2 separate regions of the Mus musculus genome follow, and region 2 is linked to region 1. Evidence: chromatin loops called from intact Hi-C (ENCODE). Cell type or tissue: left cerebral cortex. All regions are shown on one strand.

Region 1 (8,000 bases):
CCTCTCGAGGAGCCGTGCTGCTGATGCTCCCCCTGAGTCAGCTGCCCCCGCTTTGTTGAGCATAGCTACACCAGATTTGAGACCAGACAGGAGACACAGCAGTGAACCACAGGCAGACAGACAGAACTCTAGAGTATTCCTAACAAAACAGAGGCCTGACAAGGAAGAATACATGTTGACAGCATTTCTTAGGATACGCTTCAAGGAACCCATTAAAACATCTCCACAGGCTACAGACTTCAATCAGCAGAAGATGTTCTGGATCCCGTGTACCGTGGGGCTGAGCTTCCCAGTGACCCCAGCACAGCAGCCAACACTGCATGGCCGGAGTAATTAAACAGATCGTGGTGAGTGCCCTTGAGAGAGAACTCATGGCCAGCTACAGGCAAACTTTTCCGCAGTATTATGTTCAGGTACACTCAGACACACCCAGCCTGATCTAATGGAGAGCTTGATTAACGGGGAAAGCTTTATTAGAAAGGAAGGCTTGTTTTCTGCCGAAAGAGACAATGTTTTGAAAAACCCTTCTGCAGGTACCATGTAAGCTTTCAAGGGAAAGGAACAACGAGTAGTGTACGCGGCCATGACGTCATCTGTGCTGGATAGTCTACAGCCACTTGGTCCAAGCTAGAGATATGGGAAAGGAGGGGGCTCAGTTGAGGAAATACCTCCATAAGATCAGGCTGCAGGGCATTTTCTTCATTAGTGACTGATGAGGGAGGGTCCAGGCCATTGTGGTTGGTACCCTCCCTGGGCTTGTATTCCGGGTTATGTTATAAAGTAGGCTGAGGAATGCATGATGAGCAGGCCAGTAAACAACATCCCTTCATGGCCTCTACAACATCTCCCACCTCCAGGTTTCTTTCTCGAGTTCTTATTATAATTTCCCTCATCTGTATTTATCACCTTGCACAAAACTCAAGTCTAAGTGGATCAAAAATCTCAATGTAAAATCAGATACACTGAATCTAATAGAAAAGAAACTAGGGAGTAGCCTTGAAATCCTTGGCACAGGAGACAATTTCCTGAACAGAACACTAATGGCTCGGGCACTAAAAGCAACTATTAATCAACGCCGTTCATGAAACTGAAAAGCTTCTGGAAGTCAAAGGACACCATCAATAGGACAAGACAACAGCCTACAAACTGGGGGAAAAGCTTCACCAACTGAACATCAGACAGAGGGCTAATATCCAAAATATGTAAAGAATTCAAGAAGTTAGACACCAACAACCCGAGTAACACACTTTAAAAATGTACAGAGCTAAAAAAAAATCCTTAACAGAGGAGTATCTACTGACTGAGAAGCACTTAAAGAAATGTTCAGCATCCTTAGTCATCAGGAAAATGCCACTCAAAACAATTCTGAGATTCCACTTTACACCCATCAGATGGCTAAGATCAAAAACTCAAAGAACAGCAGATGCTGTCACAGGTATGGAACAAGGGGAACACTCCTCCATTGCTGGTGGGAGTGCAAACTTGTACAACCACTCTAAAAATCAATTTGGTGGTCTCTCAGAAATTTAGGAATAGTTCTACCTCAGGACACAGGTATACTACTCCTGGGCTTACAAAAGATGTTCTACAATCCCAGAAGGACACTTGCTCAACTATGTTCATAGCATCTTTATTTATAATAGCCTGATACTGGAAACAACCTAGATGTTCCTTTCTTGACTGAAGAATGGTTCATTTACACAATGGAATACTACTCAGCTATTAAAAGCAAAGACATCATGTATTTTGCATGCAAATGGATGGAACTAGAAAATATCCTGAGTAAGGGAGGGAACTGGATGGGATGGGGGATAGGAAAGGGAGTGAAGGTAAGGATTGGGTGTAGGGAGAGCAGGGAAGAGAGACCAGAAATTGGAGGTAGGTGGTGGTGGTGGGGCACACCTCTAGGATGTGCCAGAGACCTGGGATGTGGGGAGTCTCCTGAGGGTCTATGGGGGTGACTCTAACTGAGACTAGCAGTGGAAGATATGGATCCTGAACTGGCGACTGCCTGTACCTGTGCAGGACTCTCAGTGGAGGGATAAGGACACCAACTCACCCCACAAAACCTTTGACCCAAAATGTGTCCTGCCTTCAAGATAGAGCAGAGATGGAGGGAATGGCCAACCAATGACTGGCTCGAACTTAGACTCATCCCATGTATGAGAACCAATCTCTAACACTATTAACGATATTCTATTATGGTTGCAGAGAGGAGCCTAACATAACTGTCCTCTGAGAGGTTCCACCCAGCAGGTAATGGAAACATACAGAGACTCCACAGCGGAACATTAGATGGAGCTTGGGGAATCTTATGGAAAAGTTGAGGACAGAGATGCCACAGGAAGACCAGCAGAGTCAGCTAACCTGGACCCTTGGGGACACCCAAAGACTGAATCACCAACCAAAGAGCCAGCATAGGCTGGACCTAGGCTTCCCAAACATATGTAGCAGATGTGCAGCTTGGTCTTCATGTGGGTCCCTTAACAACTGGGGCAGGCGCTGTTCCTGACTCTGTTGCCTGCCTGTGGATTTCATTCCCATAACTGGGCTGCCTTGTCTGGCTTCAGTGGGAGAGGATGTGCCTAGTCCTGCAGTGACTCGATGTGCTGGGGAGGGGGTATTGATACCCAAGGAGGGCTCCTGCTTCTCAGAGGTGAAAGAGAAGTGGGGGGGGGGAATCTGTGTGAGGGGGCACTGCAATGAGAGAGGGTGCTGATATTGGGATGTAATGTGAATTTTAAAAAAAGTGCAAACAGTCCAACTGGATTAACTCAAGCTACAAAACTTCTATGTGAAGAGACAACATGAAACTGGGAGAAAATATTTGCAATCTCCATCTGATAAAGATTAGTATCCAGGATACATAAAACAATCAAACAATTCAGAGCCAGTGAGATGGCTCAATAGGTAAAGGTGTTTGCCACCAAGCCTCATGATCTGAATGCCAGTCCAGGGCCCAGCATGGTAGAAGGAGGGAACCAATTTAAGTTATCCTCTGACGTCCACAGCCATGCAGTGGAATGTGTATGTACCCCCTCCCCCACAGTACATAAATAAATAAAAAGTGTAAAAGATGATTTGGATACTCAGTTCTCAGAAGACATACACGTGTATTTATATAAGTGTAAGTATACAATATAGAGGCCTAAACATTTGAGATAAGTTTAGTATTGTTTATCATCAACAAAATGAAAATGAAACTCACCCATGTAGGATGGTGTGGTGGTTTGAATAGGAGTGGCTCCCATAGGCTTATAGATTTCAATGGTTGATTATCAGGGAGTGGCACCTCTATTGGAAGCCAATCAATGAGATGAGGCAAGGGGAAGGTATATAAGGCATGGCAAGTGAGGAAGAAACGAAAACTGTTTCTATTAACACAGAAAGCTTAAAGGTGCGGCTGGAGAGATGGCTCAGTGGTTAAGAGAACACACTGCTCTTGCAGAGGACCAGTTTAGCTCCTGGCCCTGATGTAGAGCAGCTTACAAACATCAGGACAACTGACACCCTCTTCTGGCCTCTTCAGGTACTTCATGCTTTTGTGCAGCCCTCCTCCCCCCCATACACAAAGACAGGCATTTGTATAATTAAAAATAATTTTTAAAAACTTTTTTTAAAAAGGAAGATATCTACAAAAGCTCCCAGAACTAATTAAGTTTAGGAAGTATATATTGCATAAAAATCATATCTTGAAAAATCAACTGTGTTTTACTAGCAGTGAAAAAAGTGTACTGGTTGTTTATAGAAAAGGAAGAAAAGAAAGAGATGAGAGAGGAAAAGAAAATAGAGAAAGGAAAGGAAGAGAGGCGAGAATACAAGGAAGCTGAATGTGACTGCTCACTCCCATAATTCTAGCATTTGGAGGGTGGAGGCAGGGCTATTGTGAGCTTCAGGCTAGACTACACTATACAGTGCCTATATATTGGCTAAAAACAAAAGAACATCTATTAGTGTATATCTAACTAACTATGGGCACGCATGCACACACGCACACACACAAACACACAATCATGTACATACACACACAGAGCGGGGGTCTGTATGTTGCAGAGTTGCAGATAAGAATGCAATGTTTTTAGTAACTGAAATCTGGAAACCTCTTAAATAACCTTCACTTGTACAAACAGTGACAGGCCCTGCTGACAGCACTCGATCAGCAGGAAAAGGGAAGAGGCGATATGCTCTACATCTAACAACACGAGTGATCCTCCAGTGTACTGTGTAGAGCGGGAGAAGCCAGGCTCAAAGGCTGTACGGTAGGTAGCTGAGGGCAAGAGTGGCACAGCAGCTCACATTGAGTAATTTGTAAATAATGTGTGTTTAATTCACACAGATCAGGGGGCAGGGAAGTCCAGGTTCCAGGAGAGCAGACCAACGTCCACTGAAGGCCAGCTGCTTGCTGGTGATGCGACCAGTGTCTGTTCTCCCATTGTGAGAGGAGGAAACCTTTCTTTTATTACCTTTTTGTTTACTCCCTGTGTGTGCGTGAGTGTGTGAACTCAGGTAACCCAGCTTGATGATGGGTGCGTTTACCTGCAGAGCCACCTTGCGGGCCCTTGGGCCTCTTATATCAGAACACTGATCCTACCTGTAAATTCTCTGCACTTGTGACTTAACCACCTCCCCATGTTCCCACCTCTTAACACAAACGCATCGGGAGTCAGGTTTCAGCACATGAACCAAGGAGGACAGAATCACACACCACAGCAGCAGGATTCCGTGTATATGACATAATTCTGGAGCAGGCAAAGATCCAGATGAGCAGATGGGACGTTCTGCTTTGGGAAGTCCTAACAGCAGCCTGAGAGAACATTTCAGGAGTCTCGAGCCTGTTCCGTAGCAAACCTGCTGTGCTGATCACATAGTTTTGTGCATTTTTCAAAATTCACAGATGGTTTACCAAAAGTACGATGTATTCCTGTATTTAAAGCTTGGAGACTCCAAGAACACTGGGGATAGCCATGCAGAATTTGGAAGAACCAGAGGAGAGTAAGGCTGAAAAGTTTTGTGACTCTTGCTAACCAGGAGGAACTTTCTCCCGAAGAAGAATACAAAAGGCTGCAGAGTACTTCCCTGGCAAGCTCAAGGTCCAGGCTTCAGCACTGAACAAACAAACAAACAAACAAAACAAAACAAAAACAAAAACAAAAACAAAAAAAACCAAAACAAAACAAAAACCAAGCAAACCACCCAAAAGCAGACAGTTTCAGTCTCCGAAGTCATCCCCTCACCCTCCTACTCTCACTGACCGTTGCCTCGTCCTTGAGTTCTCCAAGTTCAGCCTGTCTAAGTGTCCTCCTATTGGTATTGCATGCTGCCAGACGGATCCACAAGGCCCCTCTATTACACTTTGAGCAACTCTGCAGAATACCCAGTAACACTGCTCAGGCTTCTGGCCGATAGAAACTGTGAGGTAACACATAGGCTTTGTTTTAAGCAGCTAAATTTCTGGCAAATTGCTTGTAGTGAAGGAAACCTACATACAAGTAGAAGGAAACCATTGATGGGAGAGCCAGGGTGATGAAATTGTTTAGTGAACCTTTTAATGTATACTTGATTTATTTTTATTTTATGTATCTGGGTGTTTACCTATGCCTTGGGCATGCCTGCTGTCAGTGGAGGTCAGAAGAGGATATTAAATTCTATTGCAATGGAGTTCCAGATGGTTGAAGGCTGCCACTTGTATGGTGGGAGCCAAACCTAGGTCCTCTGCAGGTGCAGCAGATGCTTGCAATCACTGAACTGTCTCTCCAGCCCTATACTTTTGAATTTAAGACACAAGAAGAGATTATCTATTTAGGACAAACTTAAATTAAAAAAAAAAGAAAGTGAAAACAAATCCCAAAGCTCTTAAGTAGGAGGGGGAAGTTCCGCTAGGCCTAGTTTCTCTACAGAGTTCTGCTTCATGCTCCAGGTCTTCCCAAATGTGCAGTTACCACCCGGTAGTACGGGGCTCATCCTGATATCTTTGCTGGCCATAAGTCAGTTCCAGAAGGTGAGGACCAGCAGCTGGAGAAATAACGAGCGTGGAGGTAAGCTCCCAGTATTTTTTAAGGAATGCGCACATGAGGACATGCAGGGACAGTGTGGGAGGATTGTGTCAAGCTTCCTCCGGACTCTGCAATATAACTTTCCTTCTCTCAGTTGCAGGAGAAGCCACCCCCCCACCCCCAAATCCATGTTCTTATACTTTTGGAAATGCCTTCTGTCTGCTCTCATCAGCGACAACACTTCTGAGATGGTTTGGAAATATTTATGCAGCCAATCCCGGTTACAAACATCGGCAGTAGGGAAGAAGTCAATGGAAATCGGAGAGACAATTAAACAAGACTCTGAGGAAAAAAATAAGGCATAGCAGAAAACACACAGCAAGCATGCCAGAGATGGTAGGAGTAGGCCAGAGTATAGACATGCATCGGAGGCGATAGCTCAAGGCCCTGGGCTGTAAAGGCAGAACTAGTTTCCTGTCAAGGAGAGAATTTTGTTTTGCTGTGTTCAGCCTGGTGCTCATCTGCATGGCTGAAACTTGTACTTCTCTGGGTGTGACATAGGCAGGACGGTGGGGCTAGCTCCCAGAAAAGGAAGTTTTGCTCTTCTTTCCCCTCATGGGACTGTGTTAATGTGCTGCCAGGTCACTAGCAGTTTGTAATCATGTTTGTGTCCACGGTGACAAGTTCCCCAGGGAGACACCGGGAATTCCAGAGATGGTGTTGCTGCCCAGTTGTGTGTGTCCAGAGGTCACTTTGCTGCTCTGCTCGGGGTCTGAGAAGCCAGGAGAAGAAGAACCCGGTGGATATGGAGTGCCGGCATGAGAGTGTCTGCCAAGATCAAAATGTTCTCCATCGTTGCGAGTAGATGAGATCTTAGAACCTGGAATCACACAGTCCCAGCTCCAGCAGGGCTTCTGGCAACAGCCCCAGTGTCTTCAGCTACAGACATCACCTCTGAAGATGCCAAGAAAAGCAAACACAGGCCCCGATCTCTTGTTGCACCAACTGGAATGGAGCCCGCAGCAGCAGAGGAACTGAGCTGAGAGACAGCTTTCCTCTGACTCTGAATTTCCCACCACCCCTCCCCCATCCGGATCCAGCAAACAAACAACAGACTTGTAATAAAATGTGCAGGTGTGACGGACGACTTTCTATTCCGAGATGCTGGGATAAAATGGCGTGCGGTAGGTCCCAGCAAGACGAACAGGACAGGAGGGAACCCCCAAAGGCACAGATTTCATTCCAGCCGTGGGAACGGGCTCCTTCTAGTAGCCTAAACTGGTGTCCTTCGCATACCCTCTAGACAGCCCCTGAGAAACGATTCCAAGTTTATCTGCGTGGGGAAAGAGGGGGAGGTGTGAGTGGGATGGAGACGAATCTACAAGCCTCAAGAGCCAAGTGACAAAGTACCGCTGAGGGATCCTAGCTGTCCAAGCTTGGCGACAAGACTGGAAAGCCACAAGAGGAAGAGCCTTCCTTAGCATCGGGAATGGTGAGGCAGAACTGATAATATTTCGAGGGAAGCTGCCAAGGAGAGGGAAATGTCTATCATTTACCAAAGAGAAACATTGGTGGCACACAGTGAGTGGGTAGGGGGTCTGGGGGCTGAGGAATGTGACAACAGAGTCTGAGTCTGTGGCGATGCAGGTGCCCCAGCTGCACACAAAGCTTTAGCTCTGATTAGATGATTTTAATGCTATTTCTAGTTAGATGCTTCCTTTCTAGACAGTCAGTGGGCAAATATAAAGTAAAGACATTACTCTTAAAGACAACTACTCCTGGACCGGGGAAATACCTCCGTTGGTACAGTGCTTGCCTTACAGTTTGTAGTGTGCACGAAGTCTTGGGTTCAATCTCCAGCACCATATAAGCCAGGGATGGTAGTATATATCTATAATTTCAGCACGTGAGAGGTATATAAATGCAGGAGAATCAGGTCAAGCTCACCCTCAGCTACATAGTGAGTCTGAGGTCAGCCTATGCTACATGAAACCCTGTTTTAAAAGA
Region 2 (8,000 bases), 1.5 Mb after region 1:
ACTTAAGCTCTGTGGTTAGGTGGATTGTAGCATGCCTATGGAAGGCTTAACTGCCAGCACCTGCATATAACATAATACATACCATATTTGTCTATTTGGGCCACAATTACCTTACTCAGGAAGTTTTTATTCTATCTTCATCTATTTACCTGCAAATGATTTCTTTTAAACAAGTGAGTAACATTTCATTGTATAAATGCACCATACTGTAAACCTGACTGTTGTTTTGATTTGTGTTGCTCCAATGACATGGAGAGGTGAGTAAGCACAGTTGTGTATTAACAGATAGATCATCACCCCTAGGTATTAAGTGTCTGATTATCAAACATTGTTCATTTGGCAGATGTTAAGCTACACGCCTCCTTCAAGATATTTCAGCTGAACTTGATGTCTGGCAGCTGAGTCTTCCTACCCTAGTTTATTAAACTATCTATCTGTCATTCATCTAGACCAGTGTCCCACAGAAGAAACATAAAGTATGCTGTCATCAGGACAAAGCAGGTAGCAAATCAAGTAGTCTGAGTGCATTTGCAGAAGTGTAAACAAGAAAAACCACAGATGTGAGCTTCACGACTTGGCCCCACAGTGGCTGTTGTTCATTCCACAGAGTCTTGTGTTCATTCTCCACCTGAGGCCTCAGAGAGATCCCAGTGCCTTCATGATGTGGGCCAGACGAGCACCTGCCTCCTTGTGTTCTAATACAAGTCTCCTGTCTATTCTGCTTGTTTTTTCCAAGGAAGCTAGTAAATACATCTTCCAGAGTCCCTCCAAAGTGACTTCCATAAACAACTTGGGGTTTCATCCCAAGGGAAGAAAAATCAAACATGTCTGACCAATTGTGTCGACTCACCCATCAGTCCTTCTTCTGTCCCACTAACATGCAAAGAAAATGTAGGTTGATATGCCATCTCTGTCAGGTGCCATTCGTTTCTGTACCCTGGAGTCTGACTTGCTGGATGAGTACAGAGACAAGAGTTAATGTGTTGATAATATTCCCACAGAACAATCCTAGAAGTAGTTCTTCTACCTCATCATGATATCAACATTGAACATAGGGAGTTATTCTGAGAGACAAATGAAATATGAACGCTGTTGAAACCCATACAGAAACAGTGTTTAAGATGTGGCATTTCCAAGTCACAAGGACTTAGCTATTTAATCGTACATGCCAATTTCAATGTATCTCTGTACTGAAAACAAATAATGAAATTAATAAAAGAAACAATTTCACAACGTGGAAGATGACATCATTCAATAACTCATAGATATAAGTTGTTGGTAAAACTTATACTGACCAGTGTATTTTAGAAGGCGATAGCCTGGTAGATTCTCTGATGATGAATACCCAACCTGGAAAGACTTGAAGCATGAAGATATCCAGGCTCTATGTCAAAGCAACTAAACTACAATCACTTTTCCTTCTTTGGAAGGCAGCTATGCTCACCACTACATAACCAACACAGGTTACTTTTTCCTTTTCTGAAAACAATAAAGTCACATAAAAGAAACAAAGAGAGATTCATACAAAATTTGAATGATTTAAGATTCAAGCTCTTACAATAAATCAAGACTCTTTACACAAATGAATAATTATGGGGAGATGATTTAATTATATTGTAATCTCAAAAATAAAATAAAAATTAATTAATTAAAAATAAAGGAATTATTACTATAAGGTCATATGTAGTTGCTAATAGTATCTTGGGGGCTGGAGGGATTAAATATGATTGGATAGAGTCTTCATTTCGTTTTTTGAGAGGAAAATCATGAAGAACATCTGCCACCTATCCAAGGGTTTGCCTCCCCTTGGCACTCTCAAAGACTGGGTTGGTTTCTTGCAGGAGTCTGTGCCCCCCGAAGGCAGCTAGCTCTGCACGCTAGCACCCGCGTCTGCTCCCATCAGGCAACTGATAGCACAGAAACGCGAGGTACATCTTCCTCACACTTCGATTGGCCTAAACACCAGCTCACTCGGGAACACAGATGCTGAGATAGAAATAGTCTAATTTCTCTGGCTCCAAGAAGCAGATGACAAACGGGGATGACAGGGCTGAAGCAGGGGAGAAGTGCTGCTGGAGGTGGCATGCCAGCAACAATGTATGGCATCACTGCTGCTCAGAAACCTGTCCAAAATAAACGGAGAGCCAGAGAAGAGGAAGAGCTTGGCTGTTTCTTCCTCTTCTCCCGTGACTCTATAAGGATAGATGTGACAGCAGATGTGCTTACTCCCCTGAGAAAGTCATTTCAGCACTAGCTTTTCCCCAAGGAGGAAGCAGATGGAGAGAAACTAGGCGGCAGTAGCCGCTGCTGCTGCTGCTGCTGCTGCTGCTGCTGCTGCTGCTGCTGCTGCTGCTGCTGCTGCTGCTGCTGCTACTGCTGACCCTGGATCATCAGGAGAAACAGGACTATGGAGCAGGGAGGTGATTATCAGAAGACTCTTAGACCTGTTGCCCCAAAACCCTCACTCAACACTCTGAAATGTCATCTAAAGATAGTGGCAACACGCTGCATTTTGTATGAAAGAATTATACCTCCGGACCCCCTTATAAACAGGACAACTCGGCAGGAGACAGGGAAGGCAGCCACAGAGATGAATAGCACAGGGATTTTGGCCACTAAGTGACAGTCCAGTCCTCCATCCAGGCTGTGTTTTGACATAATCACCAGCATTCTTTCTTCTTAGAGATGGTGCCCTTCCCACCTACGTATCACCTCACAGAAAAGTATCTGTTCCATTCAGGCTGCATTATCCAGGAAAGCAGCATAATTGGGTGAAAGCAAAGAAAAAGAGGAGAGAGAGGGGGGAGAGAGAGAGAAAGATCTGCTGCCTTTCTTCTGACTTTACTGAAGATTTAAGCCTGGAGGATATGGTGAACTCTTGTAATGGATAAAACATTTCCTTGAAAGATAGAGATTCTCCCTTTTCCAAAGTAAGGATGACACACGAAAGGGAGAGGGTGAGCAGAGGGCTTAATGAGGAAGGGAAGACAGGGCCAAGCCTGTTAAAGGCATAGGGAACACAAAACATTCCCAGCAAAGGGCAACTGTGACATTGTTCGAGCATTCAGGAGCTGAAGGGTAGCTGAGTTTTTGTCCTTGGATCAGCAGCCTGCACTTGAGACAATGCCAGAAGTTCCTCTCATGGCAGCTGCATCCACAGAGAATGTAACTTCATGAGCAGTCAGCATTCTGACCAGCGACCACCCAGCCATGCACATCTTTCTAGATCTAGAGACTTAGCCTTTTCAGGACTCACACACAATGTTGCTACATTCCACAAAAGAATAGTGGTACCCGGCAGCCGAAAAGCCCTTGGACCTGCTGCTCAGCAGTACTTAGGCAAGCAGAATAAAATCTGTCAAGATTATCCCTGAGCCAAGAACCTGGTAAATATATATGTGTATATACATATATATATATATATATAATTATAGATGATACAGAAAGCATAATTAATATAAGTATCAACATTTTTTGCGAGAAAAGAGAAAGAGGACCTGAACTTAAATTTGGGAGTCAAGAGAATATTGACTTCATGAAAAAGTTGCTATGAGGGGCTGGCTCATCTAGAAAAGTGAGCAGTGGAAAGATCCAGAAGGTAAATGTAGCACAGAAACAGGGTGTACTGGTTAGTGTCAACTGTCAACAGATTGGCCTTGAATCACTGGGGGGGGGGGGGGGGGAGTTTTAATTGAGTCTTAATTGAGTAACTCTTTATCAGGTTGGTCTGAGCATGCTTGTGAAGGGTTGTCATGATTTCTGTTAATTGCTGGAAGAGGATAAAAATCACTGTGGGTGGTACCACTCCCTGTGAGCGCCCGACTGGCCAGCAAGAACGACGTCACAATAGGATCCTTTTGCACACGTTTATTGGGAGAGCATTGACTGTGTAGGCGAAAGACCCTGAGCCCAGAAATGGTGTTGTTTATATAGGCCTAGGAGTGACGTGTCCATACCTGATTGGTTATGTTACCAGTACCTCATTATTATGCGTCAGGCCAGGCAGTGACTCAGCAAAAAAACTCTTATGCACATGCGCACATTGGTTGTTTACCCATAATCATGGGCGGTGGCCAGTGGTAGCCAGCGCCATCTTGTAATGGCATTTGCGGCTTCCCACATCTACTTAGGTGATTCTAGGGGCATCTAAGGAATCTAGCAGAGCATGAACCTGAACCAGCCAAAAGTGAGTCAACAGGTTTCTTTTTCTGCTTTAAGATTCTGCTTAAGTCCCTGCCCTGGATTTCTCAAGGATGGGCTGTGACTTGGAAGCAGAAGTCAAACAAACCCTTTCCTGTATTTAGTTGTTTTGGTCAGTGTGGTAACATCTGCAGAAAGCAAAGTGGGGCAGAAAGTGAAGAAGGGTGGGCTGGAGGTAGAAACAAGGGCAAACCAGAGCAACAGAAATACACAAACCCACAGTGCCAGCCACTACCCAGACTCATTTTAGAGGCTTAGTACTAAATGGCAAGAAAAGCAAAAGTTCTGATGTATCAATTTAGAAAAAGCTGTTATCAAGTACTAAATGTCCCTTAAGGAAAATTAAGGGAAATTGGAATAGAAATTCAATATATTGCACAAATAGAAAATTATGTGGGAGGCATAAAAGGAATGTCTTAGAACTTACCTAAGCTTTAACGATTAGGAAAACCGTACTGAACCTTTTCTTTAGTACTTGCTAGGGACTATATAAAGCAGTGGTCCCCAACCTTCCTAATGCTGTGGCCCTTTAGTACAGTTGTGGCAACCCCCAACCATAAAGCTATTTCATAAATATGATTTTGCCACTGTTGTGAATCATCATGTAAACATCTGATATGGAGAATATCTGATATGTGACCCCCCCCCAAAAAAAAACCACAAATTGCAACCCGTAGGTTGAGAACCACTGATTTAAAGCAACTATAACTGAGGACCTATGTGAGAACTGAGATGCACTTAAGACTAGCTGCTTTTGGAATTTCCCCCAGCTGAGGAAGGGCATGGGGATAACTCCCTTCATCAAGGCAGATAATGTTACTGCGCTCCTCTGAGAGAACCCTGAACCTGGTTACCGGTTTTAGTGCCCATTATTTATTACAAAGGCAGACCAGTATCACAAAGGTAAGAACTCCCTGGGTCAGAATGTTATGTCTCCAGCCCAGAGTTTGAAACCACACTTTTTCCGCTTGAGGGTTTTTTTTAATAAATAAATAAATAATATCAAGGAATACTTTAGAACATGGCTTTTGTTTCTTACAGGTAAATATTTGAGTACCTGCAGCTGCAGATCAAAAGGATTCCATCCTCACTTATACCAAGTATGATTTTGATTGTAAAAAGATCCAAAATACTTTCCGTTCCTCCCGTTTGTTCTATTGGAATAATTGGGAAGCAGGAATTTTCTTAACAAGTAGAAAGCTGGCCAGGGAAAATATTCCAACACTGTACTGTAGTAATGCCAATAGCACATCCCGTTTGGATCTAACATTCCCTGAATCTTTTAGCGAGCTCCATTACTGGCATCTTTTAATTTGCCCATAGACTCGACCAACAACTTATCCCCATGGTTAAATGGCTTGTCCAAGATCAGGAAGAACAGTTGTGGAGATCGTCAGTCAGACCCGGCACAGTTGCTGCTGCTGCAGGTTTCTGTAGTTTAACAGCAGATTGGGACAGTATTATATACCATCGCACCCATGGAGCTAGAATCTAGGCCACTCAGCCAAACCAAGTGGGTTGCGGTGTCAGCTGGAATTTTCCTGCACTATCTGTGTTCCATCCTGCCACACTGAGTGTGGCTCAGACAGGTACAACTGACACAACTCACCTGGGGATCTTTGATATTCAGATAATAAAGGAGTCATTCCTTCACTTTAGTGTTGTTTTCCACTCTGTCTCCTTCATTTCAATAAGTCAATCTCAGTTTTCAAACTTAAAAACACAATGTACTTGTGTAAAACGCAAAACAATATACCACAACTTTTCCATATTCCCAAGTTGGAATTCAAACCATTTTCCATCAGTTTATATCCCCCACAAGATATTTTATACCATTGGCAGTTAAATAGCGAATAATTTATGTATTTTAGATAGGCAAGAGGCATGCCAAGGAATGTATGCAGAGATCAGAGAATTAAGTCCAGGAATCACATTTCTCCTTCCACCATGGCTTCCGGGAATCAAACTCAGAATGTCAGACTTGGCAGCAAGTGCCATGACCTGTGGAGGCATCTTGCCAGCCTACTGAATAACTTTTAAAATGCATATCATATTAGACTCTACCTAGAGTGTGTAAAATGTCATTGTAAGGTGGAGCCTGCCAATTGCCAATATTTAGCCTATTTTCCCATGTAAACAGAATGCTGATTCAGAGTCCAGCTAGAAGTTGGTTTTCTAAGTATTTATTTATTTATATTATTTATATGAGTCTTCAGACACACCAGAAGAGGTTATCGGATCTCATAACAGATAGTTGTGAGCCACCACGTGGATGGTGGGAATTGAACTCAGGACCTTTAGGAAGAGTAGTCAGTGCTTCCACTGAGCCATCTCTCCAGTCCTAGAAGTTGGTTTTCAAGATAGAGTAGTTATCTGGTACCATGCAGCTCCTGAAATGTAAGCAGGAGACGCCGGGGACCATAAGGGAAAGGTTCACTCTCCAGACAAGGGCAGCACCTCTTGGCCTGTTCGTTCTTTCTATCTGCAGAGCTCCGAAAGGCCAGAGGTGGAGCATGTTGGCTCCATGAGGTGAAAATCACATCTGCAGATGGATTTTCAGAAGAAAGGCATCCCTGCTCCCATCGCTCTGAGAACCACTGTCAGAGTCCCGGATGAATGCAAGTTGGACCTAATGAGAGCAAATAACCCTTGTTTGAATAATCAAATATTGACCGTCCCATATTATTGGAAGCTAACTTGTTTAACACACCATGTTAATACAGATATAACAGCATAATCTAACCTATTGGTACAATGACTTGGGAAAAATCTAATAACGAAACCGGTGAAGATTGCAGTAGGCAAGCACACACTGAGGCTTCTGTGGTGTGAGTTTACACCACAGAAGATGAGAAGTCAGGGATGATTCCTTCGGAAAGAGAAGACATTCGCTGGCAAGAAATCCAATCAATAGAGAAAGCACAAAGGTATTAACTGAAAGCAATGGGTGGCATCATTTCTTTGCATGCTTAGCCTGCTCCAGGCAGAATTCTATTGGTAAGCAGAGCTGTGATGTGGAGACTTCATTGATTCTCCTCAGTCATTGACATCACTCTGCTGAACTACTTGGTGTGTGTTTAGTGTGTGTGTGTGTGTGTTGTATGAGCATATTATGTGCATATGTGTTTACATGTGTACAGGCAGAACATTGGATGACATACCTTTTCACTCTCCTGCTTATACATTTAAGGGATGGTCTCTCTTCATCTGAATCTGGAGCGAGTTTTGTGGCCATCAATCTCCAGTATTATGTGTGAGCACCAATTACATGGATGCTTGGATTTGAACACAGGTCCTCATATTATCCTCATGGATAATTATGCATTGCTTCACAGACATGAACTCTGGCACAGCCAAAGAACCGCTAGCATTTATTTGTCTTGTTTTTCTATGCATCAATACATGATTAGGCTGAATAAGCCTAACATATTAACTAGGAAATATGTTGCTGCTCTATGAAATGTCTATGCTTTGAGTAAGATTTGGGGGCTTGGCTCATCTCAGGAGTGCCACGGTGGGCCTGTAAGACCTGCTCTTTCTACAGAATCCTCCCTGTTTCCAAGACAAGGAATTGTCACAGAGCTGTAGCTCAGTGGATACCAAATAGACAATCTCTTGAGGATATGTAGGAAGGGTGTGCTGAGCTTTGTCTGACCTCACAGTGGCACAGTGTGACCAATCCAACCTTAGCTTGGATTTAATAGCATTTAATGAAGAGCTTCAAAATGCAGCTCCTATAATCCTAAGTATGGTTCTTCACTGACTTCTACACTGCATTCTTATACTTAGTTGTAGAGCTC

What was found. Peaks named below come from ENCODE experiments on the same cell type or tissue, not always from the same donor. Only the 100,000 strongest peaks of a DNase experiment are listed, where the experiment ranks them.
Region 2: it touches region 1 in a loop (4-fold over the local background); 6 of 42 quality-filtered maps call a loop at or near these places.

Annotation. Positions count from the first base shown.
Region 1 is chr3:30,545,917-30,553,916 of GRCm38, reverse strand. No RefSeq gene overlaps it. Among named protein-coding and RNA genes, the nearest start is that of Mecom, 40 kb to the right of the region's middle. In left cerebral cortex, a CTCF peak has its summit at 3,549 (motif pointing left); DNase peaks (open chromatin) are centred at 3,484, 4,793, 5,910 and 6,946.
Region 2 is chr3:29,041,621-29,049,620 of GRCm38, reverse strand. Gm33154 (a long non-coding RNA gene) reads left to right here and starts at 4,074. Exons shown (of 3, transcript XR_389637.2): 1 at 4,074-4,186; 2 at 5,242-5,300; 3 at 5,524-5,853. In left cerebral cortex, no CTCF peak of the experiment used is centred here; DNase peaks (open chromatin) are centred at 2,075 and 3,079.